2 separate regions of the Homo sapiens genome follow, and region 2 is linked to region 1. A link is an interaction called in ENCODE POLR2A ChIA-PET data of the cell type or tissue named here. Cell type or tissue: PC-9. All regions are shown on one strand. Links, peaks and the distances in the headings refer to the core of each region. The heading gives the core; the rest is flanking DNA.

What was found. ChIA-PET counts read pairs that join two places held together with the same protein. Peaks named below come from ENCODE experiments on the same cell type or tissue, not always from the same donor. Only the 100,000 strongest peaks of a DNase experiment are listed, where the experiment ranks them.
Region 2: POLR2A ChIA-PET joins it to region 1 with 6 read pairs; 2 of 35 experiments call an interaction of 5 or more read pairs at or near these places.

The regions. Positions count from the first base shown.
Region 1 is chr17:72,471,693-72,487,394 of GRCh38, forward strand. The region is part of intron 1 of LINC00673 (long intergenic non-protein coding RNA 673); the gene reads right to left. Among named protein-coding and RNA genes, the nearest start is that of LINC00673, 110 kb to the right of the region's middle. RefSeq lists an enhancer at 4,649-5,562. In PC-9, for the core only: a CTCF peak has its summit at 6,254; a DNase peak (open chromatin) is centred at 6,089; H3K4me3 peaks cover 383 bases; H3K27ac peaks cover 1,912 bases.
Region 2 is chr17:71,667,302-71,683,003 of GRCh38, forward strand. No RefSeq gene overlaps it. Among named protein-coding and RNA genes, the nearest start is that of ROCR, 350 kb to the right of the region's middle. In PC-9, for the core only: no CTCF peak of the experiment used is centred there; no DNase peak of the experiment used is centred there.

The DNA of each region.
Region 1 (15,702 bases), core at 4,747-7,246:
TTCTCCTGCCTCAGCCTCCTGAGTAGCTGGGATTATAGGCACGTGCCACCACACCTGGCTAATTTTTTGTATTTTTAGTAGAGACTGTGTTTCACCCTGTTAGCTAGGATGGTCTCAATCTCCTGACCTTGTGATCCTCCTACCTCAGCCTCCCAAAGTGCTGTGATTACAGGCATGAGCCACCGTGCCCGGCCGATGTCACTTTTCTAAAACTGAGGTGATTTCAAACAACTTACACAAATCCAGTTCTTGTATCCATGGTGCCCAGACAGCAGCTTGGGATATAGAGTGTTCTGGGGAAAACAGGCAGCAGAAACAAACCAGTCATGTTTTTCTAATGAAACCCTTAAAGTGCCCTCCTTAAGTCAGTCCGGTTCTGATTTTAGAGTAATAATGACGACAATAAATTAAAGAGAGGAGTCCTAGCAGTTTCCAGCCTGAAGTTGTTCTCTGTTGGAACATCCTAAAATTCAGACAGACATAAGTAGGAGAAATGACCCTAGTTATCAGGGCCAGCCCATCTCCACTGCACTTTGCATCCCGTCCATAAAACAAGATGATTTACAGATACAGAGGGAGGGACCTCTCGCTTCCCCTCTGCAAAATTTATTCCTCTTTAATGAGCTGCCATGCCTCTCCCTTCCTTCTAATCTCTTCCTCCCCTTGTTTGCTCACCCTCTTCTGCCTCTGCCTTTGCCTCCTCCAAGGGAGAGTCAGCGTGTCCAGGTGGCAGGATGCTACTGGTAGAATAAAATGGTTTAGGAACAAAAGAAACAAGTGAAGTTGGCAGAAGGAGGGAAGCTATCTTCAGACTGAAGAGGTTGGACTGGCAGATGTGGGATTTCCTAGGACCCACCTGGCTTTTATTGGGGAAAGAAACTTATTAAAGTGAACTATCCCACCTCTGGTGAAGAATCAGAATGCAGTGCACAGTGGCCAACGGGGGATGGGAGAATGGCTTCCCATAAGGGAGACACAAATGATTTCTGCTCCTTGCACACAGCTTTGGGACTAATGGGGACCAGGATCTATAATCAGACACCACTGTAATAACCCCACATGCTTACCCTTTCTTGCTCCCACCTCCCACTTGTCTTCTCCAATAAGTAATCACCCTGAGCCCTGGAGGCAAGAGGTTAGAAAGTGAGAGAAGGGCTTGAAAGTTACATGCCTGTTGATGAAGATTCCTGCCTTGGACTATGAGAAGGTCTCCTCTGGAAGAGAGTAAAAAATCCCTCAACGCAAATAATAAAAAACACTTTTTTGATATATGAAAAAATGCTCAACATCATTAATGATCAGGGAAATGCAAATCAAAACCACAGTGCAATACCACCCTACTCCTGCAGGAATGGCCATAATAAAAAAATCAAAACATAATAGATGCTAGTGTGGATGTAGTGAACAGGGAACATTTCTACACTACTGGTGGGAATGTAAACTAGTACAACCACGATGGAAAACAGTGTGGAGATTCCTTAAAGAACTAAAAGTAGATCTACCACTGGACCCAGCAATTCCACTCCTGGGTATCTACCCAGAGGAAAAGAAGTCACTATCCGAAAAAGATACTTGCACATGCATGTTTATAGCAGCACAATTCACAACTGTAAAAACGTGGAAACAACCCAAATGTCCATCAGTCAATGAGTGGATGAAGAAACTTTATATATATATATATTTTTTTCATATATATATTCACATATATATTCATATATATGAATATATATGAATATATATGTGAATATATATGTGACTATATATGTGAATATATATGAATATATATGAATATATATATGAATATACATGAATATATATATGAATATATATGAATATACATGAATATATATATGAATATATATGAATATATATGAATATATATATGAATATATATGAATATATATATGAATATATATGAATATATGTATGTATATATATGAATATATATGAATATATGTATGTATATATATGAATATATATGAATATATGTATGTATATACGCATATACGTATATACATAATGTATATACGCATATACGTATATGCATATATGTATATACGCATATACGTATATGCATATATGTATATACGCATATACGTATATGCATATACGTATATACGTATATGCGTATATGTATATACGCATATACGTATATGTATATATGTATATATGTGTATATATGTATATATGTATATATGTATATATTCATACATATATGTATGAATATATGTATGAATATATACGTATATATATATATGAATGATGGAATACTACTCAGCCATAAAAAGGAATGAATTAATGGCATTTGCAGCAACTGGATGGGATTGGAGACTACTATTCAAAGTGAAGTAACTCAGGAATGGAAAACCAAACATCATATGTTCTCACTCATAAGTGGGAGCTAAGCTATGAGGATACAAAGGCATAAGAATGACACAATGGACTTTGGGGACGCGGGGAAAAGGGTAGGAAGGGAGTGAGGGATAAAAGACTACAAACTGGGTGCAGTGTATACTGCTCAGGTGATGATGCAAAAAAACTCACAAATCACCACTGAAGAACTCACTCATGTAACCAAACACCACTTGTTCCCCAATAACCCATGGACATAAAAATTACAAAAATAAAACACTTCTTTGTCATACTTCACAAAGCTCCTTCATAGCCATGAGCCCATTTGGTCCTTTTAACAACTTCTTCTAGGTTAGTATGACTTCATCTTATGAACAAAGGACTAGGGCTCAGAGAGGTTCAATGACTTGGGCCAGGTCACACAGCTCGCTAGTGACAGTTTTTCTTACTCCAAGTCTAGAATTATTCCTACTTAACGATACCTACCCAGGTTGCTTGGGATCAGGAGACCAGGAAAGGAAAGGAGGAAAAAAAAATATAAAAGAGAAAAATGCAATATCCATGGTTAAAATAAAAGATGCAAAGGTCAAATGGAATTTTTGAAAGTACTTCTCAGACAACACTGAGAAACAGCCAAGCATGTATCCTGCTAGGTCTTATTTTTCTTTTCAACAACAAGATATTTTTTCCCCCTCTGCATCCCAAAATTATGTTGTCTCTCTTCCCTTCAGGCCCCAAATGCCTTTTAATCTTTGCAACAACTCTACAAGGAGGAGAGGGTTGGGGCGGAAGACTGTCAGGCATGATGGACTCCAGATTGCCCATAACTTCATCAGAGACCCTCTGCACAAACTCCCCAGCGGCCAAGTAACCCAGATGGCTCCTCTGGGACTGTTCTCTGAGTGAGACAAGGCAAAGTCAAGATTGTGCTGTGGTCTTCAGGCTCCAGACCCCCAGGTGCTCAGAAAGAAGGGTCTCTGTGGACTGGGTCTGTGTGTTGCTTCACGTGGATCCAGGACACACACCCCCACTGCCAGACAGACACCTGTGGCCATTTGACTGAGTTTGCTGGAAGTGAAATGAGGATTTCTGAAGAGTATAGCCTGGTGTGAGCTGTGAGAATCTCACAGTACCGGGGAGAGCCTGTATGAAGATAGAATTGAGACCAGGTGACCTGGCAAAAGGGCTCCACCCACCCTGAGTAAACTTCAAGGCCAACCCACATCTCAGACCTGGTAGACCAGTAGGCTGGTCTCTCTCTCTCTCTCTCTCTCTCTCTCTCTTTTTTTTTTTTTTTCCTATTTCTCCATGGGAACTTCCATGAAAATGTGCTGACTGCCTCTGACCCTACTAAAAACAATGGGAAATTCCAAGTTTTCACTTTTGCCTCTTGAAGTTGCAAGGCAACTTACCTTGCAACATCGGGAAAGGCTGGTTCATTATACTAGCCTTAGAGATATAAGTACTAGGTCCTAAACTGGACCCTAACCCGAGCTTTGCTCACATAGAGGGGAAGGCCTTGGAGAGAATGAAATGAGACCCTTACGGGGGAAGCGCACCCCCTCCCTTAAAAGACTCGAGTTCAGACATTTAGTTTGGGAGCTCTCAGCTCCCGTTCTCTCCCTCCTGGGTTGCTCAACCCTCCCTCAGGTACCCAGCCTGGATCCAGGTCTGCCCACAAGGCCCTGGAAGGTGTTAGCTGATAATCAAGGCAGTCATTTAACCATCTATCTGCCTAAGTGTATACAACTCCTCCCAGGGACCTCTGCAGGCTAAGAGAAGGTTCTTTTTGAGAAAAAAAAAAAAAATGTTGCAAATTCAAAGGAAAAATGCTCTGATGCAGGGTTTCCCCATCTTGGTACAACTGACACTCTAGAGTGGACCATTCTTTGTTGAGGGGGCTGGCCCTGTAGGATGGTTGGCAGCGTCCTTGGCCTCTACCCACTAGATTCCCAGAGCACCCCTCTCCCCACAAAGCTGTCACAACTAAAAATGTTTCCAGACATTGCCAAACGTCCTCTGCAGGGCAAAATTGCCCCTGGTTGAGACCACTGATCTAATGGCAGAAGTTGGTACAGAGCTGAGAGCGGGAGGACCCATTTCTGAAGCCCCATCAGATAACCACCTGGGCAGCTGCCCGGCCAGGTTTGCCTGCAAGACTCTGATCACAGAGCATTCTGGAGACCTCGAGGTGAGGCAGCAGAGGGAACAAAATGGCCCTTCTACCTCGGAAGCAAAGGCCAAGGCAAAGTCAGGTTTCCAGAGCTCTCAATCCTTGGCAGGGGCAGGGGAAGGAGACGTCGAAGGCAAAGCCGGACTCAAACGTTTCAGAGAAACCAAGGGCCACTTCCAAAGTCCTTGCCTTTGAATGGAGATGGCTTGTCTCACTGCTGTTTTCTTTTCTAGTCCTTCTTTATTCACCGTGGTTAACTCCTCCTCTCCCAAGGTGTCCGTTTGTCCCTCCTAAGGAAAAGCCTCCTAGTGTTTGTCAGTCTAAGAGGAAAGAGAAACCTGAAAAGGCCTGGGCTGCTTTTAATTTACCTGGGCAGGTGTCTGTGCAGCCTCTGAAACTATCCTGAAGTTGGAGTCCAGCTGGGACCCTGATTAAGATGCAGAGAAAACCAGAGAGGAGAGGAGAGGAGTGAGGTGGGGGGCGGGGGCGGGCTGATTAATTGAGAAAAACACAACCATGCCGTGTTTGAATAAGATTGCCCGGTGGAATGCAGAGCCCTTTTTTGTGTGCTCATTCGTTTGAAACAAAAGCGAATAGAGGGAACTACAAAGGGGTCAGGGGGAGGGGAGAGCGGCAGCCAATGGATTCCTGCGAACAGACCTCGTGTGGGGGGACGGAGGCGCTACCTTGGCAGGCACTTGTCAGGGCAGTCACGGGCATTTGCAGATGAAATCTTTTCCACACAAGTCCTTAACTTCATTTTTCATTCCTATTCTACCATGAGGAGTTCATCTCCAAAATTTAATCATTTAAACTTCCTCTCTAGACCAGCACGGTCCAGGACAGAAGCCTCTGGGCAATGAGCCTTAGAAACATGGCAAGTCTAAAACTGAGATGTGCTGTTGAGTGTGAAATACATGCCTGATTTTCTACATAACGTATATTTTCTCGATAATGCATATCATCTCCCTAATACTTTGTTTTATATCGATTGCATGTTGCAGTAAGATTGGGGATATACTGGGGTAGAGATCAAATATATAACTGAAATTGACTTCATCTGTTTCCTTTGTCCTCCTTTCGGTGTGGCTACCAGAATGTCTGAAATCACCTGCGTGGCTTGCGTTTTATTTCTCTTGGACAGCACTACTGTAGGTGGATGATTCTGGGTAGCTGGTCTCTCTCTTCCACCCTCCCTCCTGCCCTGGATTGCAGACCCTCCTCAGATTGTCTGGATCCTTTCCATGAGTATATCAATCTTCATTCATTTGCCAAAGACAATTTGCGTGCAGAATTTTTTCTGCACACAAAGCACTACGTTGACATCTATAGGAGACCCCCAAATGAAAATAAGACTTTTGGATAGGAGGCCAAGGCTCCGAAGAACCTGACAAGGCCCCTTAAGAAGCAAGGCTGAGAGAGCCAGCCCCAGGGCTCCCACTGACAGAGAAACAGCGAAGCCTTCTCCCAGGCCTCGGCTGCCATATTGGACTGATTCCAACTGAGCAGCCGGGGAAGGTTAGTTTTCATTTCACCTTCCACAGAGAAGTGGCTTTTCTGGTTCTGCTTATCTTCCGGGTGACGCTAACCCTGCCACCTGTTGTCCTTCTATAGATCACAGCTTTTTTTTTTTTTTTCCCCCTTCTGACACAAGGATTGTATGGTTTTGAGAGAAGACCCTGTGTTTGAGGAGATGGGGTGTCAGGTCCTGGCCACCGACCCAGCACCTTCACTGGCCTTCAGCTTTGGTTTATGGCAGGCCCAAAAGAAGGCAATGGGAAGTGGTTAAGAAGGGCATTCTCCCAGGACTTTGGGAGGCTGAGGCAGATAGATCACCTGAGGTCAGTAGTTTGACACCAGCCTGACCGACATAGTGAAACCCTGTCTCTACTAAAAATACAAAATTATCTGGGCGTGGTGGCGGGTGCCTGTAATCCCAGCTACTCGGGAGGCTGAGGCAGGAGAATTGCTTGAACCCGGGAGGCGGAGGTTGCAGTGAGCCAAGATCGTGCCACTGCACTCCAGACTGGGCGACAGAGTGAGACTCTGTCAAAAAAAATAAAAAGAAAGAAGAAAAGAAAAAAAGCAGCAGCAGCAGCGCTTTCATGGGCAGGCACAGTGGCTCACGCCTGTAATCCCAACACTTCAGGAGGCCGAGGCAGGCAGAGTGCTTGAGCTCAGGAGTTCGAGAACAGCCTGGGACACATAGTGAAACCCCCCTCTCTACCAGAAATACAAAAATTAGCCAGATGTGGTGGCATGTCCCCATAGTCCCAGCTACTCAGGAGGCTGAGATGGGAGGATGGCTTGAGCCCAGGAGGCGGACTTTGCAGTGAGTTGAGATCATGTCACTGCATTCCAGCCTGGGTGACAGAACGACACTGTCTCAAAAAAAAAAAAAAAAAAAAGAAAGAAAGAAAAAGAAAAAGGAGGACATTCATCATCCCAGCCCACTGCATGGACTTTGAAGAGTATTTTCATCCAAAATGTCCAAGTTAAATATCAGTGGTCGGTATGATCTAGAAGAGGGGTTCTCAATGGAGAAATATTGACCCCCTCTCCAACGGGCGTTTGGCAGCATCTGGAGACATTTTTAGTTGTCACAATGGGGAAGGTGTACGCTACTGGCATCCACTGAATAGAGACCAGGGGTGCTGCTACACATCCCCCCCACCAAAGAGAATTGTCTAGCTCAAAATGCCCATAGTGCCGAGGCTGAGAAACTCCAATCTACAATATGGAGGAGACCAGTATCCTCCAACCCCCACCACCACCAAGCCAGAGCTTGCTCTAATCTCTGGCATCAGGAGTATCCATCCTCCTTCAACACTACCTTCCAACGCACCTGGGAGTGAATCCAGGAAAACCTGAAGGATCAGGACAAGAAGAACAACAGGGAGAAGAAAAACAGCACAAACATGATTAAATCAATTAGTCCCGCTAATTACCAAGTGTCTAACTTAGCACCTGGAGCAACAGCTGGGGTTGCACAGAATTGAGCAAACATCATCCCCAACTTGGGCAGGCTCTGGGCATACTGACTTGCTCCTCCCTGCCTTCTTCTGGCAAAAGACTTTGAGTGAGAAAAGACTAAGCAATAAAGTCCTAGAGCAGAGTGACCGCCCTCTGGAGGCAGGTTCAATGCCACAGCCACATCAGGTGCACCTGCCCACCCCACTGAGGACATTCCCCGAAGAGACAATTGCACAAGGCAGTAACACCTCCTCTTGAGCTGAGGTCCTGGCTTCCCAAGCTGCTGACGTCTGCAAACAACCTCCATCAAAAAGTCCAGGGAGATCTCCCACCTCCATCAGTATTGCTCACCCTACGCTTATGAAATATGCAAAGAGAATGAGATTGCCTCTTCTCCCCACTCTGCTTGAACTCATTCTACTCTGTTCCTCTGGGTCTGTGTTTTCTCAATTTCTCAATTATAAAAGACCTGTCATTTGTTCTACAAGGTGCTCCCACAAAGACCCACAGCCCTGCATCTTGATGCTATGATTTCCCTCCTTGGAAGTGGCTGCCACTGCAAAGTCTTACCAGAAGCCCGCTGAGCTGGTAGCCTCCCCCAGCCACTCAGTGGCTCCACACTACCACAATGCAGTAACCAGACCCTGTTGCACCATGCATCTCACAGCTGCTTCCTCCTTGTCACCACTGAAATGCAGCTGTCCACAGCCACGTGGCTGCAGGTAAGGTCCTCCAGGATTCCACTCAGGGACCACATTTAATTTTGATTTAATACCTGCTGTTGAAGTTATTCTCCCAGGTTCCATATTTTACCTGGTTAACTGGTGGCTCCCAAAAGATATGTCCACATCCTAATCCCAAGAAGCTTTGACTATCTCCTTATGGGAAAAAGGGTCTTTGCAAATGAAATTAAGGATCTCAAGATGAGATCATCCTGGATTACCTAGGAGGCCCTAAATCCAATAACAGGTGTCCTTTATAAAAGAGAGAGCAGAAGACAGACACACAGAGGAAAAGGCCATGGGAAGACTGATGTGATGCCACCACAAGCTAAGGAATGCCTGGGGCCTCCAGATGCTGGAAGAGGTAATGGAGGATTCTTCCTTGGAGCCTTTGGAGGGAGCACAGCCCTGCTGACAAGCTGATTTTGGACTTCTAGCCTCCAAATTCTATATTTGTGTACTTGGATATTATCTATCTCTCCCATTTGAATATATGCTCCTTAAGGGCAGGGGCGTGTTTGCTTATTTACTGCTAAAACTCCAGCAAGGAGAATGCCTAGCATATAGTTAGCTATTAAAAATATCTGGTTGGGGCCAGGCGCAGTGGCTTACGCCTGTAATCCCAGCACTTTGGGAGGCGGAAGTGGGCAGATCACTTGAGGTCAGGAGTTCGAGACCAGCCTAGCCAACATGGTGAAACCATGTCTCTACTAAAAACACAAAAACTACCCAGGCATGGTGGTGGGTGCCTGTAATCCCAGCTACTTGGGAGGCTGAGGCAGGAGAATCACTAGAACCTGGGAGGCAGACAATGCAGTGAGCTGATATCGCACCACTGCACTCCAGCCTGGGCGATAGAGCGAGACTCAGTCTCGAAAAATAAATACATAAATATCTGGTTGGATGAATGAAGTCATAGTCCATATTTTCAAAAGCAGAGATAGTCTAGAACATGCTACTATATCCTAATTCTGGAGCATTTCTGCAAATAAAAAAACTCCCTGCATCTTCCCTTTGGGTTACCAAGGATTTTTACACATATCACACTGACCCCCCTGAGAAATCTACCCTGATTTGTCTTTTGGGGAAAAAAAAAATGGGAATTTTCTCTGAAGGGAAATTCCTGTGCTCCTGGTGGATAAATAAAGCACATTGCCTGAAATGCCCCTAAATTTTTAATAAGTGTTTTAACATCATTTATTACATCTCCCATTGCTAGCACTTTCTTAAAGAAACACAAATTAAGAGGCACAGTAGGTGAACACTTGGGGAAGGGGATGGTTCCTCAACAGGCAGAGGTCATGCTGAGGAGCAAACTGATGCTCCCCAGTGTTGGCCAAGTGGATGGTCAACACTGAGATTTGCAACATCCCTGCACCTGGGGATATTCATAACGTTGACATCACAAACAAGACCTCTTCTTTAGGGACTCCAGACCAAAGAAACCTCCGTGTAAAGGAATGACATTCCTTGGTCGATGGGTAGCTCAGCCCAGATAAGCTCAACAGGACCCCCAATAACTGGCCATAGAGCATGCTCTGGTCTTTCCAGAAGGTACAAATGGGGCCCTCCCTCTTCACCCTTTCCTAAGATTTAGATGTGCTAGTAACATCATGGTACTTTTTGAGGTTGGGATAATAAGTAAACAGAAGTCTTTTAAGATTTTGATGCAGGGAACATTAACAGGAGACAGAATTTGGAGTAGCAGGAGAATTTGAAAATGTTAAAGAAACTTTGTCCTTCCAAAGAAAGCCAAAAATATTATTTGCACTTCAGTCTGCATTTGTCTGGAATGCTTACAAAACTAATTAATATGGTGGCTTCTTTTTTTTGAGCTTCCAGTTAAAAATTGCCGACTCACCATTTTGTTTTCCTGGCCCGGGGACAATGTCTGAAAAAAAGCTCTTCCCTCCAGAGATAGAGAAAAGAACAAAATGAGCCCCTCTCTGCTAGGGAAGGGGAAGGGATACCTCTAAGTAGAGCACATTTTAACATCTGCTTTAGGCTGAAATGGTACCACACACACCAAAATCCACCATCTCTCATCACATTTCCCATGGAGAACTCAGCCAATAAAGGAAGTGACATCTCAGGTGTTGGTCCGACAGCCATCCCAATTATAAAAGCTATCTCCATTATAAAAGACCTGTTATTTGTTCTGCGAGGTGCCTTTTGCCCCAGCTGTACACAAAGGGCAGCAATGGCATAAAATGATGACGCTGGAGTAGTGACAGCCGGAATGTCGCCATGACAGTCAGAAAAGGTTGAGATGACCAACTAGCATCCCTCCCTGGGCAGGCAGATGAAAAAGAAAAAACTCAGTAAAAACAAAGGTTGGATCATGTGTTTCTTAACTCTTTACCAGTTCCAAAAAGAGCTAGGGTGCCTCCCTTGCTAATAACAAGAGGAAGAGCAGTAAAAACAGTCATGAAACACTTCCATGAGAGGGGCATCCGCCCTGGACACTCCACAGGCATCCTTTTACCTTCCCACTCACCAGCGCCAGCCTCAGGAGGGGGCATCATGGTCCCGGTGCTAGAGATGAGGACTTTGAGGCTCAGATGAATGGAACAGCCATTTGCAATGAAATTATTGTTTGGTACTGCTGGGTGCTGTATTCGTTTGTTCTCACATTGCCAGAAAGAAATATCTGAGACTAGGTAATTTATAAAGAAAAGGGGTTTAGGCCAGGTGCAGTGGTTTACACCTGTAATCTTAACACTTTGGGAGGTAGAGATGGGTGGACCACTTGAGGTCAGGAGTTTGAGACTAGCCTGGCCAACATGGTGAAACCCCATCTCTACTAAAAACACAAAAATTAGCTGGGTATGTTGGCACACGCCTGTAGTCCAGCTACTCAGGAGGCTGAGGCAGGAGAATCACTTGAACCCAGGAGGCAGAGGTTGCAGTGAGCCGAGATTGCATCACTGCCCTCCAGCTTGGGCAACAGAATGGGACTCTATCTGGAAAAAGAAAAGAAAAGAGAAAAAAAGAAAAGAAGGAAGGAAAGAAAGAAAGAAAAAGAAAGAAAGAAAGAAAGAAGAAGAAAAGAGGTTTAATTGGCTCACAGTTTCACAGGCTGTACAGGAAGCAGGAGGCTGTCATCTGCTCAGCTTCTGGAGAGGCTTCAGGAAACTTATGATCATGGCAGAAGGCAAAGGGGAAGGAGGCCTGTCTTACTTACATGGCCTGAGCAGATGGAAGAAAGAGAGAGGAAGGGGCGGGTGCTACACACTTTTAAACAACCAGATCTTGTGGGAACTCGATCACAAGAACAGCACTAGGAGAATGGTGTTAAGCCATAAGAAACCACCCCATGATCCAATCATCTCCCACCAGGCCCCCTCTCCAGAACTGGGGATTACATTTCAACATGAGATTTGGGTGGGGACACGGATCCAAACCCTATCAGGTGTCAACTTGGACAACCCAAGATTCTTCAAATATTTATCCTCCCCAGTTATCCTGAAGCTGAAGGCATTCATTCGCAAACACTTTTACCTCACAACCTCTTCTGAGGATCCCACTCATTACCCAGCTTTTCCCTATACCTCTCAGCATTGCCAGATCCCATCCCCAGCAACGCCTATCCCCTGGGAAAGAATTAATGCAGCCAAAGTTTTGGAACCCACGGTTCTCCAAATCCCACACTTTGGCATGAAAAATGGTCAATGTTTCTAAGCACCCTAGGGGTATTTCTCTTGCTATCATGATGATACAACCAGAACGTAGGCAGGACCACCAGTCACACCCATCCAGGAGCCCACCTTGGTGACCCACAATTTAGCACCCCTATTTTCATTCCTGGTCAGTTTGTCCAAATACGAAGCCAGGATCAGCAAAGTTCTTCAGTGAAAACCCAGAGAGTAAATGTGTTTGGTCTGGTCAGCCACACGATCTCAGTCGAAACTACTCAACTTTGCTGCCGTAACTCAAAAGTAGCCACAGAGAGTATGCAAATGAATGTAAGTGGCTGTGTTCTAATAAAAGTTTATTTACAAAAGGTGGCAGGCTGGATTTGGTTCATGAGTTGTAGTTTGCCAACCCCTGTATTAGACTGTAAGCACTCTGAGGTGAGGGACTCCGTCCTTCAGTTCTCTGAGTCTTTTTCAGACTTTGTCCAGAGTCCTGCTTAGACAAGGGACTTTGCGAATGTCTGCTGCCTGCAAGGAAGTTCCCTGGGGATCCACATGGGAAGAGAGAGTAGTGGGAAGGACAGAGGCTTTAGAATCACATACACCTGGATCCAAATCCCAGCTCTGCCACACAGCAGCCATACATTGTGGTTTCATTGTCCTGAACTTGAGTTGTAAAATGAGAAGAGCACTACCTACCCCATAGAATTGTGAGATTCAAATTAGATTAAATGTTGATAACTTAAAAATAAAACATACAAGGAGTGCTGAGAAAGTAGGCACAAGGTTAACATATGGCTGGGGAAATTTTGGATAACCGTTTTGAAGTCTGTCCATCTATCTATTTGGGGTGTCATCTATCTGTATCAAGGACTATTGAAATATACATGGCCAGGCGCAGTGGCTCACGCCTGTAATCCCAGCACTTTGGGAGGCAGAGGCGGGCAGATCATGAGGTCAGGAGATCGAGACAATCCTGGCTAACACAGTGAAACCCTGTCTCTACTAAAAATACAAAAAATTAGCCGGGCGTGGTGGCGGGCGCCTGTAGTCCCAGCTACTCAGGAGGGTGAGGCAGGAGAATGGTGTGAACCTGGGAGACGGAGCTTGCAGTGAGCAGAGAGTGCACCACTGCACTTCTGCCTGGGCAACAGAGCAAGACTCCATCTCGAAAAGAAAGAAAGAAGGAAGGAAGGGAAGAAAGGAAAGAAAGGAAAGAAAGGAAAGAAAGGAAAGAAAGGAAAGAAAGAAAGAAAGAAAGAAAGAAAGAAAGAAAGAAAGAAAGAAAGAAAAGAAAGAAAGAAAGAAAGAAAGAAAGAAAGAAAGAAAGAAAGAAAGAAAGAAGGAGAAAGAAAGAAAGAAACATATTTCTCCTTATAAAAATTTATCTCAACAAAATAATCACGGATATACGCACAGGTTTTGTTACAAGGATGGCCATTGCAGCAACGTTTTTAATTTTTGCTACTTTCAACAATCTAAATGTCCAACCACAGGGGATTATTTAAATTAATTAAAGTACACCATGCGATAGAATACCAGGCAATTGAAAATGCTGTAGGACAGCAGTTCTCTATGCACGGTCCCTGGACCCTGAGAGTTTCCTGTACCCTCTTCTGGCAGGGAGGGCAGTCTACAAGATAAACACTACTTTCATAATAATATCAAGATGCTGAGGTCAGGAGTTCGAGACCAGCCTGACCAACATGGCAAAACCCCGTCTCTACTAAAAATACCAAATTAGCTGGGCGTGGTGGCACATGCCTGTAATCCCAGCTACTCAGGAGGCCGAGGCAAGAGAATCGCTTGAACCCAGGAGGCAGAGGTTGCAGTGAGCCAAGATCGCGCATTGCACTCTAGCCTAGGCAACAAGAGCGAAACTCCATCCCCCACACCGACCAAAAAAAGGAAAAAAAAGATGTTATTGCCTTTTTCACGGAGTACATCTGCACCAATGGTCCAAAAAAAATGGCAGGTATAATTATCAACACTTTAGCATGAATGAAGGCAGTGGTGCCAAACTGCTACCCCACACTCACAATAAATATATATTAATGCAAATTTCACCTAAGAATATCCTTGGTGATGCAATAAAAATAGTCAATTTAATAAATCTTGACCCTTGAGTATGTCTCTTATTTCAATACTCTGTATGACAAAATGGGAAGTGTGCATAAAACGTTCCTGGCACATAGTGGAATATGATGTTTGTCTCAAGAGAAAGCACTTAGGGGAGTATTAAGCTGCCAGCAAAACCAGCTGCATTTTTCACTGAACACCATTTTTACTTGAAAGAACTGACAGACAAATTCTGGGTATTCACGCTTGGGTATCTGGCAGACATTTGCTCGAGAATGAATTAAGAAAGCCTGCCATTTCAAGGGAAATAATAACGGTGAAGGATGATACAATTTGAGCTACAATAAAGAATTATAATTTTTAAAAATTTGTCTTCATCACCATGAACTTGACAGATTCCCAGTTCTGACAGACCTCTCTGATATCGAGGGTGAGGTTAAAGAATGTGATTCTTTGACATTGTAAAATGAAATGTATTTATATTTGGAAGATCTGTATAACTTAATTGAATTAACATTTTCCAAATGACTAATAAATGATGTTTCAAAATCTGGCATGGGTAAAAGATCCATTCAAAGTGCAAGGCTGAATAAATATTAATGTAACAGAATAAGAAAGTTCATTAAAATGTTTTTTTAAGTTTACATTGCAACCACCTTTAAAAAGACTACCATTTGTCAAATTTTTGTGAAATATCAAAAAAATGCATAATTATCTGAAAAGGCTATGAATATACTTCTCTTTCTTCCAAATACATGTCTGATTGAGGCTGGATTTTCTTCATATACTTTACAACAACATGTCTTTATAGATGGAATGCAGACACAGATTTCAGAATCCAGCTATTTTCTCTTAAGCCAGACAATATAGAATTTAGCAAGAATATAAAAAATCTTACTCTTCTCACCAATTTTTGTTTTGGAAAATATAGCTATCTATCATAAAAATATGATGTTAACATGCAATTGATTTATCATTATTTTAAAATAAATATTTTTTATTAATTTTTCAATTTGAATTTCTAATATAGTAAAAATCAGTAGTTCTGACCAACATAAAAAAAAGCTCTTTGAGGCTCTCACTAATTAAAAAATGCAAATGAGTCCTGAGACCAAATGTTTCAGAATCTCCATTGTAGAAGAATATTTAACAACTAGAGGAAATACCTACAGGACACTGTTAAGTAGGGGGAAGTCAGACTGTAAAAGACTCTGGCAAATACAGGTGATTTTATTTCATGTTTTGGGGTGGGGGGGTTCTAATTTTCTAGAATACACAATGCATAGATGAATAGTAAAGAAATGCTTTCAAAATTATTTCAGGTCTTGCCCCACTTAGACTCTCTCAGGAAGTCTGTAGACAGTGCCTAACACATAGTAGGTGCTTATTAGCTCTTTCAGGTGGCCTAAAATAGTTTTTCACAGACAGACAATGACTAATTGGCTTAGCATTAGTGTCCTCTCCCTGTCATGCTGGAGGGATGTTTGTTTGCTTAACAAAAAGCCTCATACTTTAAAATATACATGCATATATATTTCTGAGCATAAAATATATATATGTTAAAGTATGTAATATATATATATATCACCTACACAAATATAGCATTTAATCAACGCTTATATTTAATATTATTTTCTACCACGCAAAGAACAACATTTACAGTACACCTTAGGCTTCAATGTAGAATAACCTGATTCCTAAAATAGAATCTATTTTCTTCTGGGAAGTGGAAGAGCTACTAAATTCTCAAACGACAACAACGTACGAT
Region 2 (15,702 bases), core at 4,346-6,845, 800 kb before region 1:
GAGTGGCAGCCACCATTATTGCAAAGCGTAGACTCTAAACATATTATTAGCATCAAAAAATGTTTGTTTTGTATCTTTGTATTAATGGGAAAATGCAGTAAACATAAGTAGAAGATTTTCTATTTGGGGGAAATTCTCAAAAACAAAAAAGGATAAATTAGTAGTACCTTAATGGAGGTAAGCTTTCTCTCTTGGCATCTATCAAGCACTTCTTGCCCCACTGTCAGTATGATCAGCTCTACCCAGCAGAGACTCCAAAAGAATAGAGAGTCTCAAGAAAAATAAAACTGCCTTCTTCTGGTCTGGAACATTGGGTGCTTTCACATTGATCTTTTGTTAGTGGCTTTTTAAAATTTCTTTCTTTTTTTAAATATAAAAAGGTAAGAATGCTGATTAACTATGTGGGTGACAGATATTTGAAAAGACTTCATTCCAATAACTCATCAGCTTTAGTGTTTTAAGGCATTGCAGAAAAAAAAATGGATAAAAGAGGGGTAAATACCAGTGGTTATACCCGCATGTCCTCCTGGTGATGAGAGCAGTTGCAGTGAAAGCCAGCCAAGCCCACAGGGAAAATACCAGGTTGATTTGAACATGGCACAAAGTTGAGTTCCAGAAATCAATTCCTAACTCCCTAGTAATTCAAAAATTGGAGGCTGCCTGTGTGTAGAGAATGATGTGGTATCCCTCCCTCCCAAAGATATGACATTCCCTTTTCTAAAACCCATGAGGTAGGTGCTCTCTTGGGAAACTTTTGGAAACATAATGTTATGCTATGGGTAGAAAGGAGACATGGACTACTATTCCTGAGCATGTGGAAGAACTATATTCTATATAGTGCATGAAATAGCAGTTTGGGCAGCGCCATCTAAGGCTAAATTGATCCATATGATTGGAATTTTGCCCAGACCCTTTAACCAAAGGGGGGGAAAAAGGCATCATTTTGAAATTAGCATTATCAATACGGTAATACATTTTGAATGCTAGTTTGGCCTGACATAGGAAGTGATGTAATAAGGGAGAGCTTACTGCCCCTGCCCCTTGAACAGGAAATATTTTCCTTGAGGAATAGAATACTTGAAAACTGCAGATTGCATTTTAATATTAACCAGATTTCTACATTAAACATGATTTCCGAGAACAATTTGATTTTTCTTTTTTTTCCTCTCTCTTTACCCCCACTGCACCCCTCAAGCAAGTGATCAGAACTGCACTCAACCACAGCCAGCTCCTGGAATGGACCCAGGGCTGCCTGCAATTTAAATGTCAAACTTGGTGCCATTGAGTGGTGGAGAATCACTCAGCAACATGTGTCACTCATTGCTGCCCTGCCAATCGTTATTGTTTCTTGCTGCTTTCAGATTGCTACAAATTCTCTCCCGGTTTCCTTGATTATCTCCAAGTGTGAAAATTTAAATCTTGTTTCTTCTTCACTCTGTTTAAGATGTGTAAGCGTAATCACCTTCTAGAACAACCAAGGAACAACAAGAAAATTACCAAACCTGTCTTATATTTTGAAAGGCACAGAATGGAATTTTTTTAAGCTCCTAGAACTAGTTTCTGTAACTAACTGCAGAGTTGAAAACCCTTTTAACTGGCTAAACATACCTATCCCCAGTGGACATATACACAAGAATACTAAGCTACCAAAAATGGCCTCTCTCAGGGCAGACTTGACAGCAGTGACAACCCCTGATTGGTTAATGGAAGCACTTCAGGATTTATCAGTTGTGATTGCTTTAGTCTTTGGCAGCCGGTAAAATCATAAAATAAAGACGATTTAACCACAGTTGTTCAGGGACAGGGGAGGTGGTTGAAGCAGGGCTACAAGTAATGTGCTGTCATTCTTGATTGGTAGAAAGCAGATGGTTGTGAAATGGGGGCCACAAAGGAGGATGAATAAGGAGACCAAGAATATAGAATTGCAAGGCAATAAACCCAAAGCATGGGTACTGGATTCACGCAATGGCATTCATGAGGTTGATAATTACAGCCTTATAAGATAATGCAGGATATATGGTAAGCAATGGTTATAAACAGAGTTTATATGGCTTTGCATAGGTAAATAAGAATTTCTACTAAATGGGAAAAGTAAGGAATTAGGAAAACAAAAAGTAACCGTGAAGTCACTCTAAGCATCTAGGAATATACCACACTCCCAAAAAAGCAATGTCATAAGCAAAGGAACACATACAGCAAAACTGTTAGTATGTCCTCACTGTCATAAAAGTGAGGAGCACTTTTATGTGCTCCTCAATAAAAGTCACAAATGGGGCAGAAAGCAGTCATGCACAGTAGGTGGCATTCACCTGAAAATGACATTACCCTCTCCCTGCAGTGAGAGTTCATTTCTTCAGCAGAGAGAAATGTTTTAGACAAGACCTCTAGCTCTTGGGCATTAGAGGTTCTTGAGAGAAAAATAGCACAGTTATTAACTCTTTATCTCAATGCAGCATAAGTGTCTCAGAGCCATATCATCTCCTTCTCTATATTCACATCCTCAATCTGGCTTTATGAAGGAAGGAAGAAATCTAACATTTATAGAAAACCTACTATGTATTAGACTGTTTATTCTATATATTAAATTTTATTACATCTTATATCCAACAACCCTCTGAAATAGACATTGTCTCAACTTACAAAATGAGTAAACAGGCAGTTTATCTTCTAAGATCACAAGGCACAAGATATGTGTGTGACGTATTCAATCACAGAAGCAGAATTTGAACTTAAGATTGCCTCAAAGATGTGTGCCCTTTTCATCATATCACATCTGCTACTCACAGGAGTCAGTTCTCAGTTTGAGCTGATATCTGGCGTTATCAGTGAATAGCACTGGGCATCTGTGATTTATTTTTCTCAGCTTTTTCTCATTGTACTGATCCAATATCCAGAATGAGTCTTTTGCCCCAATATTCCTCCTTTAATCACTCCAGTGTCTGGGCCTGCAGTCAAAGTCTTCTGCTGATCCCCTGGTCCACTTGACTGAAGACCTGCCTGTCTATAACACAGCATCATCCTAAGACCTTCATTCTTTCTTCTATGCTAGTAGTTTCTGCAAAGTAGAGCTAAACCTTCAGGATGACTGCTTCTTGCCTGACTCTTCCACTGATTTGTTTACTCCCATATACTGAACCCACTCCTTCACAAACACACCCAATTTGGAAGACATTTTCCTAATTCTAGAAGCAGTGGGTACCTGTAGATGATGTTCTATTAGAGCTTCTATAAGAACTGCAAAACACGTAAAAGTGTTTTTAGTGGTTTTACTTTCAACTAGGAAAACACCTGAAGCAAAACTGATGGAACAAAGGCGGAAAAAGACAAGTTTATAGTTATAAAGATTTCAGTGTTCCCATTAATTGGTAAGATAAATAGATGGAAATTCAGTTGGTTACAACATTATCAATAAATGTCATTAATATCTACAGAGAAATAAATTTCAAACCCACAGAGTACAAACTCTACAAGTCCACACGAACCAGTCACCAAGATAAACCATATGATTGGCTCTAAAATAAGTCTCAATAGATTAACAAAGATTAAAATCAAACAAAGCATATTTCCCAACTACAACTGTAATTAAATTAGGAAATAATAATAGAAATATTTCTGCAAAATATTCAAATATTTAGGAATTAAAGAACATGTTTCTAAGTAACTCATGGATGAAGAAAAATTACTGGCTATAGTAAACATTTCTGATTAAGTGAACATGAAAACACAACATAAAAATCCATGAGATACAGCAAAAGAAATGCTTAGAATGAAACATGTAGTTTTAAGTGCACCTATTATAAAAGAAGAAAGGTCCAAAATCCATGATACACACATCACCTTAAGAATCTTAAAAGAATAAGAAAAACAAGAGGACAAAATATAAGTTGCAGAAATAATAATCAGAAAGAAAAATCAATGAAAGCGTAGCAAGGTAATTTTTAAACATGAATAAAATTGATAAACTTATGCCTTAACCGATCACTAAAGATTAACGAAATCAGGATTAAGAGAGGGAACATCACTGTGTTACATATACTTTAGATATTAAAAGATAATAAAAAGTATAATAAAGAATCATACTAACGAATGTGAATATTTAGATGTAACAGACAGGTACTTTGAAAATCAAATTGGCCAAAACTGATGAAAGAAGAAACAGACAGCGTAAATAATCTTCTGTCTGTCAAAGAAACTGAATCTGTAATTACATATCTTCCCCAAAAAAGGATTCAAGTCCCATAATGTCTTTGGGGTGAATTCTATCAAGGATAGAACTGTTATTGTTTCTCGCTGCATTTAGGAATAAAGTAATCCTATGCACATTTTTTTTAGGATAAAAATGAGAAAGCAACATTCTTCAACACTTTTTGCAGATTTTGCACTGATAGCAAAACCATAAAAGACATTGCAAGAAAGATTTGTAGATCAATATTACTCATGAATGTAGAAACAAAAGTTCCAAATAAAATTTTAGCAAATTAAATTAAGAAATATTTAAACTTGATGATGTACCACCATCAAAAGGTATTATTATCCCAACAATGTAAAATTGGTTTAATTTTCAAAAATCAGTTGATATGCTTCACCACGTTAGTAAAATAAAAGGAAAAAAAAAAACCTATGACCAACTCAGTAGATACAGAAAATAAATTTGACAAAATTAAACATTCATTTGTGATAAACACTTATAGTACATTAGGAATAAATAGTATATTTCTCAATTTTATGAGGGCACCTACAGAAAATCTTTAGTTGATATCAAACTTACTGGTAAAAGACTCACAGCTTTTTATCTAAAATCAGAAACAATGCAAATATGTCCATTTTAACGACCTCTGTTCAACATTGTATTCCAATTCCTGCCCAATGCAATAAGACAGGAAAAAATAGCATACAGACTGGAAAAAAAGCGACAACACACTCTTCACTGATGACATGATCACAAACACAGAACTCCCAAAGATAACCTACAATAAAGCTATATGAACTTAATAAGTGTCTTTATCAGAGTCATAATATATAAGGGTAATATAAGAAATTTCTATGAAAACTGCAGGAATGTTTCATACAGCTATTTTTCACATACTTTGAATGACGGACTATGAGATGCTGGAAAATTCACTTTAGGGAGAATCAAGATATCTAGATAAATACAAATTACGAAAGACATCCTCTCTTAATGAGAATTGAGCCCGCTCCACAATGTACATCACTTGAAACCAAACTCTCTCTCTCTCTCTCTCTATATATATATGTATGTGTATATATATGTATGTATATATGTATATATACATATATATATCTTATAGTGAAGTTAAAACTAAGATATAATGATGAGCCAAAGTTATTACCAATTATGAAAGGTAATATCATTTTCAGGTTGCTGAAATGGAATTCCAGCATATAAGACATTAATTGCCAATCAGAAGAGAGATGCCATATATATAAAGAAGCTCTGGACAGAAGATTAATACCAGGAGCATCGAATCACTTCTTAAGCTAAGGCATCTAACTTCACTTTAGCACCTGTAATTTGTCATTATTATTTAGCCATGAAATGAAAAGGTGAGCCAAATGGTATGTGCCTTCCAGTGGTAAGTTTATGTTGGAATGAGATATTGGGCCACCGGAGCTGCTAAAATATGTTTTAATGAATTCATAAAGAAAATCCAGACACTTAAAAAAATAACAAGGCCTACAACAGTGTATTTCAACAGGTTTGCTAAAGGGGAATCAATATTTTTCCTTGAGACTTACTTCCTCTGATTCTGTATTGCAAATATAGACATTGTAAAATGAAGAGATCATTGGTTCCATCTTAAATACTAATGAGTCAAAGGCCAGAGTTTTAAATTTAAGGCCTAGATTTGTGATAGAGCTGCTTCTCATACAGGCGACTTTACCTCATACATTCCAGATTGTGCATCAACAGGAATTATTTTTCATATGCTCCCTAAGTAAATAGAATGACAAATATACACAAAAACTTTGTCACAAAGTTAAAGAATTATCACAGCTCTGAATAAATTACTATAATCACATAAAATTATTATAACTGCAAAGATGTATTTTTTTATTAAACTTCATGTGACAATGGTTAATGATTGTCCTGAAAAAAAATGCTAGGTGATACAGCTACTAATAATATTAATAACAGTCTACACTTTACTTTTACCATGTTTACTATGGACAGTATTCTTTGTTACAATGCATCCAATCCTCCTAACAACCCCAGGAAGAATGTATTATTATTTTCTCCATTTTGGAGGTGAGATAATCAAGGTACAGACAGTTTAAATTGTTGCCAAGGTCATTTAGCTAGTAAATGGCATGGTTTCTTTTCATAAGCATGTTTGTCAGGGTTGAGATTTATAAACAAGTGTGTCATACTCTAAAGACCGAGCTGTTAAACACTATGATATTCTGTATTACAAACCAAAAAAAAGTAAAAGTATCTAGAAAAACCAGACATTCTGTAGTTTTTCTCCCACCCTGAAAAGCTTTGTGCACAAAATATAATAAGGTATTGTGGAAATATGAAATTAATCATAAGTAATTGTTTAATCTTTTAGTTATTAGAATTTGCCATTTAAGAACCAAAGGCTACCACATAAACAAGTGACATAATTTTACCAAAATAGTCACATAGAAAACAAAGTTAAAAAAAATAAGAGAACTAAATAATAGTCCATATCGTTGAAGTAATTAGAATGATCAACTCTATTAAAGTCTATGTGAAAACACACAGACACAAACACACACACACACATACACACTATCCTTTCTTGTAATTTTTTGAGTTGGTATACCAGAATTTCAAATAACTAAGCTTTTATACATCACTGAATTCTAATCAAGGAATAAAAAGGTTCTAAAAATCGCCTTGAGGAAGTGAAAACCAAACAGCTTCTAAACACATTTAGCAGTGAGAAAAGCGGCTTTCATGGTGAAAACAGTATTGGGGTGAATATGCAGGAAAAAAAATCAGCTAATGGCTAACTGCCGCAAAGACTAATAATTCCTGCAGAATTATGGAGAAAAAGCTGAAAGGATCTCTGAAGATATCTGAATTCCTCCCTCCCTTCTCCATAGTACCAGGGATCCTTAATCCAAACCATTCTAGATAGAAGGGTCTCTTCTTTATTTTAAGGAAATATCCGGAGTCTCCAATTTCAAAATTGCCCTCACTCACATATTTCGTATATTTCCTCCGGCTTTTGTAAATCTCTCTCTTTCTATTAAGTAAATCTAACTTTCCCATTTGAGTACTGGGTTTGGAGAATGAGTATTATGTAAGCCTTCTCTTTTTCCCTATCCAAGAAAATATTCAGAGACAAACAAAGTTCCAACAGAGCGCCAGAGAAATAGCTCTACATCTTGCTATATATGTTGCTACATCTTGCTATATATCTGGAGATCCTTGTCCACCACCTTTTCCTACCCATATCAACTCTCAAACAAAAAAACATGTTTGAGCACACAAATACACACACACACACACACACACACACACACACACACACAGGCCTTCCTCAAGGAGCTTTCACCCAACATACATTCTGGGATCATTCCATTCTAAGCTAGTCCCATTTTCTTTCCCAAGTGTGATCTTTGAAACACAGAGCACATTTTTCATATTTATATATGGTACTTACTAAATATATAGATTCCATGGTTCCTTTACAGGCCTATAGAAACAGAATGTGTAGGGCTTGAACCCTGGAATCTGTATTTTTTTTTTTTTTTTGAGACAGGGTTGTGGAGTCCTAAGGAGTTAAAAGAAAACTGAAAAATGGACTTAGCTGGCAGGGACAGAAACAGGGATAGAGGGGAACAAATGTTCCAAGAAATGGGGTCAACTGCAAATGGCTCACATGCACGCAAGCATTCTGTCTGCAAGCATTCAGCCTAAGCAGCACGATCTTCTAAAATTCTCCTCCAGCCCCTGCCTCTTGGCAGACAGCCTTCTTTCCGCTGTCTTGCCCGTTGCTTCCTTGCAATGTCTCTCTCCCTTTCCTCTAAATAAATCTGCTTTTCTAAACTCACTATTGTCTTGGCAAATTCCTTTACTATCCTTGTGCCAGCCTCAGACAGTCATTGACCACGACAAGGGTCTCTATTGCCCAGGCTGGAGTGCAGTGGTGTGATCATGGCTTACTGCAGCCTCTACCTCCTGGGGCTCAAGCAATCCTCCCACCTCAGCCTCCTGAGTAGCTGAGACTACAGACATGTGCCACCATGCCCAGCAAACTTTTTTTAAAATATTTTTTGTTGAGACAGGGTTTGCCCAGGCTGGTCTCAAACTCCCGAGTTCAAGTGATCTGCCCACCTCGGGCTCCCAAAATGTGGGGTTTACAGGCATGAGCCACCATGCCTGGCTGGAATCTGCAATTTTAAAACAAGCTCTTTCTGCAATTCTTACAAAAATTAAAACCTGAGAGATCCCAAGTGAGCTTAACATCAGGCGTCAAAGGCTCTAGTTTAGAAAGGCTATTCTTGCTTTCTGGCAGGAAACTAAGGTGCTCAGACAACTGAGTGCCTTTAGTGAACGGTCCCCCACTGTTCAAATAATGCCAGGGTCTCAATCAAGAGCAAGGTTCAAAGATACCTAAAATTGCCAAGATATGCACCCTTTATTAATCAGCTATGTATTAAAAGTGAATGATGCTCTCTCACTGAATACTCTGGTTCACCCAAAACGCCAAAATGCCAATGAATATCTCAGGAAAGAAGATAGCTCTTTTTTGAGGTTCTCCTGGCTCCCCTTGACTTTGTGGAATTTCCATCTGAACATAACATGTATTTTTGTTAATAATAATGAGGAAGTCCCTGAAACTTTTGATTCTATGTCATCTTTAAAGGAAACATTTGGCTTTCATTAGTATTTAAGCATAGTAATGCAAAGGATAATATACATGAATTGGCTTAACTATTGGACATCTCTGTCAATTCTTAGCATACTAAAAATGCGAAAGGATTTATCTTATTGGTTTTCATATTCTTCAATACGCCTTATTATTTTTGTGACTTTTCTTGAACTTACAGACTTGATACAAAAACATCTCCCAGCATGTAGAAATTTTATCATTTGGGGGAAAATATATTTTAATATATCTCCAGTGTTATGCAAATCCTATAGTTGGGGCATTGAATAATTACATCTATCCATACTTTTTTTTTTTTGAGGCGGAGTCTCGCTCTGTTGCCCAGACTGGAGTGAAGTGGTACGATCTCAGCTCACTGCAACCTCCACCTCTCTGTTTCAAGCAATTCTCCTGCCTCAGCCTTCTGAGTAGCTGGAATCACAGGCACCGACCACCACGCCCAGCTGATTTTTGAATTTTTAGTAGAGAAGGGGTTTCACCATGTTGGCCAGGCTGGTCTCGAACTCCTGACCTCAGGTGATCCGCCTGCCTAGGCCTCCCAAAGTGCTGGAATCACAGGCGTGAGCCACCATGCCCAGCCTCTATCCATATTTTTTTTTAACCAAATTGCAAGGTATTGATCATATTATCTAAACTACATTAGAACAATGGCACATGTCCAAAAAAGATAAAGTAGTGTCATTTTCCCCCTTTATATGAACATTTGTATAAACTTTACCAAATGCAAATTAATCTATAGTGACTTTACATGTTTTAAATGTAAAGTCTCTTTCTCTGAAAGAGAGTGGGGGATAGGGATGAGTGGGTAAATAGGTGGTTGCATTGGAATTGAGTATAAAAAAGCACAAGTTTGGGAGTAATAGAAACATTGATTATTTTGATTGTTGATGGTTTCACAGGTGTCCGAACTAAATAAAATGTACAAATTAAATACATGTAGTTTATTTCCTCAATAAAGTTGTACAAAAGATGGATGGAAAGCTATGTAAAGTATTATTTACAAGCTAAATCAAACAAGGATGGGTTGATTACAAATTTGTCTTTTTTGCATATCTTTTTCCCCACTGGAATCAGAGTACTTGCTCTTATGTCAAAAGGTCATCTCTTATTACAAATATCAAGTATGTTCCAAAGTATGCAAGTCATTCAAACAGCAGAAGTGGGAAAGAAAGAATCCATCTAACAGATAGTGTAGGGAAAGTATCTACAGGGTTTTAATCTAACTTTACAAAAATAAACAAAGACTGCACGTATGTTTTGAGCCTTGGTTTCTGGTAGAATGGTAGTGCTAATTATAAAATTAGGGATTTGGAGGAGATTTTGGTTGAGTTTGGATTTAAAATATGTAAAGTCTGCAGAGTCAGTACGACGTGTATGAAAGCAGTTGGAAATGTGAAACTGTAATAGAGGGCAGCTGTTCCCATTCCTGCTCTTCTATTTAATATTTTCATATCTGTTTAGAGTAGCGCTGTCCAACAGAATATTCTGCAATAGTGCAAATGTTCTATCTCTATACTATCCAGTAGGATAGTCACTAGTGACTGTGACTATTGAACATTTGAAATGTGCCTGGTTAATAAATAAACTTTAATTCAAATTAGTTTAAATTCAGTAGCCACATATGGCTAGCGGCTACCATATTAGACAGCATAGATTTGGAAAATCATGACCCATTCAAAATCCCAATCTAGGAACTTCAGATAAACCAATCTAACTCATTTTTAAATTTTCCATTAGTTCTTTATTGAATAAATATTAAATGCTTATATTGTTTTGTGTATTATTGTATTCCCACCATTTAGCACAAATAAGGTCTTGCCGTCATGAAAGTTTTGTTCCACTCTGTCCCATTGGTCACCAAATCAAATTCCAGAAGTTGGAACTTCTTTCAACTTTACCTTCCTCATCTCTGCTACTTTTAATAAAGTCACAAGGTCATTAAAATTCATCCAAAAGGGGGAAATAACCTAAACATTTTGTTTTAGTTGTTGTTGTTGCTTGGTTTTGGTAGTGCAAAATGGAAATAAACGTTGCATTTCAACCAGTTATTGTGATGCCATGTTAGAATCCCTAAAACTAAAATACTAAGTATTGGTTTCTCAAGCAGAAGTTATGAAATGTTGAAGGCATCATGTCACATGATGTCTCCCTCTTTTCCACTGCCAAAGATCTGCTGATAGTAAGTATTGGTTGAAATACACTGCAAAATTTGATTCAGCCATCTGATTGTTCATGCTGATATATGTGCATTGGTTTTATGTATGTCTGTATTTAGGTATGTCTGTGTGTTGCTGTAGTCTATAGTGAAACAAGTATTTTTACCCAGGTATAAAAACAAACCAGTCGGGGTGGCTCTTGCCTATTATCCCAATACTTTGAGAGGCCAAGATGAGAGAATAGCTTGAGCCCAGGAGTCTGAGACCAACCTGGGCAAAATACTAAGATCCTATCTCTACAAAACATTTAAAAATTAACTGGGTGTGGTGGGCGCATGTCTGTAGTTCCAGTTACTTAGGAGGCTGAGGTGAGAGGATCGCTTGAGCCCCTGGGGTTGAGGCTGCAGTGAGCTATGATGGTGCCACTCCTCTCTAGCCTGGGCGACAGGGTGAGAACCTTTCTCTACAAAATAAATAAATAATAAAAATAAATAAAAGATAAAGACATCCTCTTACAAAGGGGAAAAACACGTTTATTTGAAGTGGCCCAAATATTCAAATACTTAGTGAAATTGTCCATTATATATATCTGAAGTTCTGAGCAACAACGTGAGCGGTGTACGTTTTTCCTGTGCAAACTAAGTAGCATACCTTCTGAAATGTTTTTCAGTAGAGATTTCCTTAATTGGTCATAAAGCCTTTGTAAGCGGACTGAAACTTTTTAATTAGCAAAGAATGGTTTCAAGTCATGGGTGAGGGGGGGAAAGAAACTTGTCAAAGACTTTATCATGTGATCACAAATCTATCCAGAACTGTAAATTTGTCAGAGAAACCCACTGAGTGACCCTGAGGGAAACCAAGTACATTTATGAAGGAAACATCAACCCCATACGAGTGTCAAAAGGATAGGAAATCAATATCTGCAAAGTCTTTAGACTGTCAAAAAGACATACTTTTGCCTTCGTTGGCTCTGACTCCTTGGGATACCCAAAGGAATTATTAGAGACTCTGAACAGCAAGCCTCATTACCATAGATGTAATAAAGCTTATTTTCTGCCGACTTCTTGGTTATCACTATTTAAAAGTGGTGAAATGCTGATAGTCCCAATATTCTCATGAAACGTGGAGTAGCTAAATCTAATTATTGAGTCTAAAATTGCTAACTTCCTAGCAAACCCAACAGGAATTACATGAATGACTATTTTCATGCTTTTAACGAAAAGCAACTTGTTATATTAAAAAAATTGTTATAGTTTAAAGGAATAGGAGAAAAGATATTTCTGACCTAACACTATTGAAATAACATCTAAATAATTTATCCTGATAGGTTGCAAATAAAAATACCATAATGTTCTGTAGCACTGAATTAGCTTAGCATGTGGCTATGTGTGTAGTACATCAACCAGTATTTGACTATGCCTTTTGTAATACAGGGAACAAAGTAAGAAAGAACACCGGTCATCTGGAAGAAATACAGGATCCTCAGGAAACACTGAGAAGATGACCTTGCCATGCCTATCTTCAGATTCCAAGACTCGAGTTACTTTATCATTATCTATCCCAAATCCTGGACACAAAGGGAAGGCACAAAGTAATCTGCCTTTCCAGAATCCAAAGGGATTCTATTGCTCTATCACCAGGGTGCTTTAATTTCCATCATGAACAAATGGTGCTTTGAAAGACTGAACATCTAATTTGTTGACTGTTTTCATTAGTGTGGTTTTCTTGGTAACCAACATGGGAGAAGTAGTTGTTTGGGCCTCCGAGACTGTGACTAAGGCAGCTCATAACAAAAGATGGCTCTATGCAGAGATTTTGTTGTTGTTTTCATTTCTATAAAAATAGTTTCTCTCAATAGCTGCATTGGATGGACTTTTTGTCATAGTTTAATTTTCCCAGTCTTCCCTATTTATAAGAACGTCCTGGAATGACTGCTAAGTACAGATCACCAGACCCTGCCCTGCAGATTCTGACCCCTAAGGAGGGTCTGGGATTCCGAATTTTTAGCGAGTGTCCCTTGTCTGAGAAACATTGCCCTGGGTCACCGTCCTGCTGCAATCAACTATCCAAAGCAAATGTTGCTGCCAAACGATAGAACTTGGATCTCAGCAAGTTCACGAAATCCTGATAGCATCTTAGTTCCTCTCACCTTCTTTCCAACTTTCATGGTCTTTAAGAGATGTTTATAGAAAGTTGTCCATCTAGCTGTCGTTACAATAGGAAGCTGGAGAAACTTGTACCATGGTCTGTTAAAGTTGTCCTTCTCATTTAGAATTATATTCCATACTTCTGACAGACGGCTTCAGAAACAGCCTGATCATCTTCTAACTATTTTAACATTGACTTGGCTTCTGTTGTTCAGGAACCAGACTCCAAGGTGGAGATGTGCATGCACTAAGTTTATTGGAGAGCTCCTGGGATATCTTTGAAGGAATGAGAGGAGCAGGAACAGAAGAAAATGCTGAACAGCAAGCATTGCAACAAAGGCATCAGCTGATCTCAAAGAGAGCTGTGGGACAGGAAGGCCCTTCAGAATTGTCCCCAGCTCTGCCAAGATGGCTACGTCTTTATTCTTCCCTACTGATGTTTTCTTGGATGCAGGCTCCCCTTGGGGTATGACCTTGGGCAAGGCAGTTATCTTCTTCAGAGAGCCATCCTCAGAGGGAATTCAATCATGATCCATCAGCAGTCAACTCCAGCTGGGAAACAAATTAGTTCTGAATGTTGTGAAGACAAGATCTGGGACATGCATCACAATGTCTATTACAAAAATTGGCTATTGGGTATCGAGTCCAATCGTGCTCACCTTCATTCATATCTGGTTGCTCTATGTTTCAATAAGAAAACAAATAATCTTGGGGCCATGATCACCTTTGAGAAACCTAGGACACCCTAAACACTTTAAGACAGATGATTTAACACATTTTCAATGCACAATAAGAAGGAGGGTCAACATATTGTAGCACTAAGATGTCAGGTTTCATTAGAGTTAGTTGTTTCAGGAAAGCAAAGGGAAATAAAACACAGAGAAACACTAACAAAGACTCATATTACCAGCCTCTTAAATACACTGACCGTATATTGGTATTTTATATTGAAAAAAAAGGAAATGTGCATTTTGTGTATTTCAGTGTATCAATACTCTCATCCACTAAGGCCTCTCATCAACCATTTAGTGGTCAGACAATCCCACAAATGAGAAGTCCAACCAAGCTCACTTCTGGAGTTCTTATGAATTTCAGGTGCTGTGTGCTGGCCTTTCATAGTGAACACGTCACAGGGTACTAGGCAAACACAGCACCAGTCTACTGCTAAATTGTCTGAATCTCACATTTTCAACTGGAGAAAATCATGCTTAATTCAAGTGTCAACAGAGGTCTTGTTTAACCAAGAAAAGGAAGACAGTGCAATCTGTGCTCCAGTGTTGCCTGTGAAGAACCCAGTGTACGTTTTCTGCTGCCCTTCCTGAAGTGGAAGATCTTTAGAAGTAAACCCTGGCAATTGTGAATGGGAAGTAGGATAAAGCTCATCTACTTGCATGTTCAATTCGAGCGCAGGCAACACTATGAACTTTGAACATATATGGCCATTGTTCTGGTAAATGGTAAATGTTTGATGAGCCAGAACCCAAATCTAAGTCAACATGCCCCCAAAGAGAACAAAGGTCATCAGGCCTTGCTGCTGATTAACTCATGCTAATCACTGATCTGATAAGAGGTCTTGATAATTAATCTCAATGTCAGTTTTCATTTCACTTGGAAATTGCCACTTTCTCTTTATTCTATTTGGGGAAAAAGGGATAGCTCATCTCAGAAGTAGTCTTCTGTCATTCTCATAGTATGTGCTCCTCAACAAAGCATGTTCCTTTTCACACTTTTCTTCCCCACACTAACAAATTTATTCCTCACCACTGGCCTTTCCGTTGACTATTCTCACTTGATCTGAGCATCAGTGGAAAAGGAAGCAAGAGAAGACTATGACCCTGTTCACTGCCCCAGAGCCTTCTTCCCTATCCTACTGCTGCAGTGACACAAATCACATGAGACATGATCAACTTTAATAAATGGTTGCAATAAATAGAAATCACAACTTAGTGACAATTTTCCCCTGCTATTTTATAAATATATTATAAGGAAAATGTAACCAAGAAGTCACACATTTTGTAGAGTTCTTCATCTACATCCCTGCTTTTGAACTTCTCATACCTATTCATAGGGTCTGAGCATTCTTGTGAAAAATCTTTTTTCTAAACTCTGCTGTGTGTCTTTATGACCACCATTCAAAAGTTTTACCTATGCACTTGAGTTGGTTTTCTCCCAGGGTTCATTCCCACCACTTCACCCAAATTATTTTTACCCAAGACTGAGCTATTTTAACTGGAACAAAAATCAAAAATAACACTCTTGTTTTATAATTGGGGTCAGGAAGGTGAAAGTGGTGGCTCATGCTTGTAATCCCAGCACTTTGGGAGGCTGAGGCAGGTGGATCACATGAGGCCAGGAGTTCGAGACCAGCCTGGCCAACATGGTGAAACCCTGTCTCTACTAAAAATGCAAAAATTAACCAGGCATGGTGACTGCACGCCTGTAATTCCAGCTCTTCAGGAGGCTGAGGCACAAGAATCACTTGATCCCAGGAGACGGGAGGTTGCAGTGAGCCAA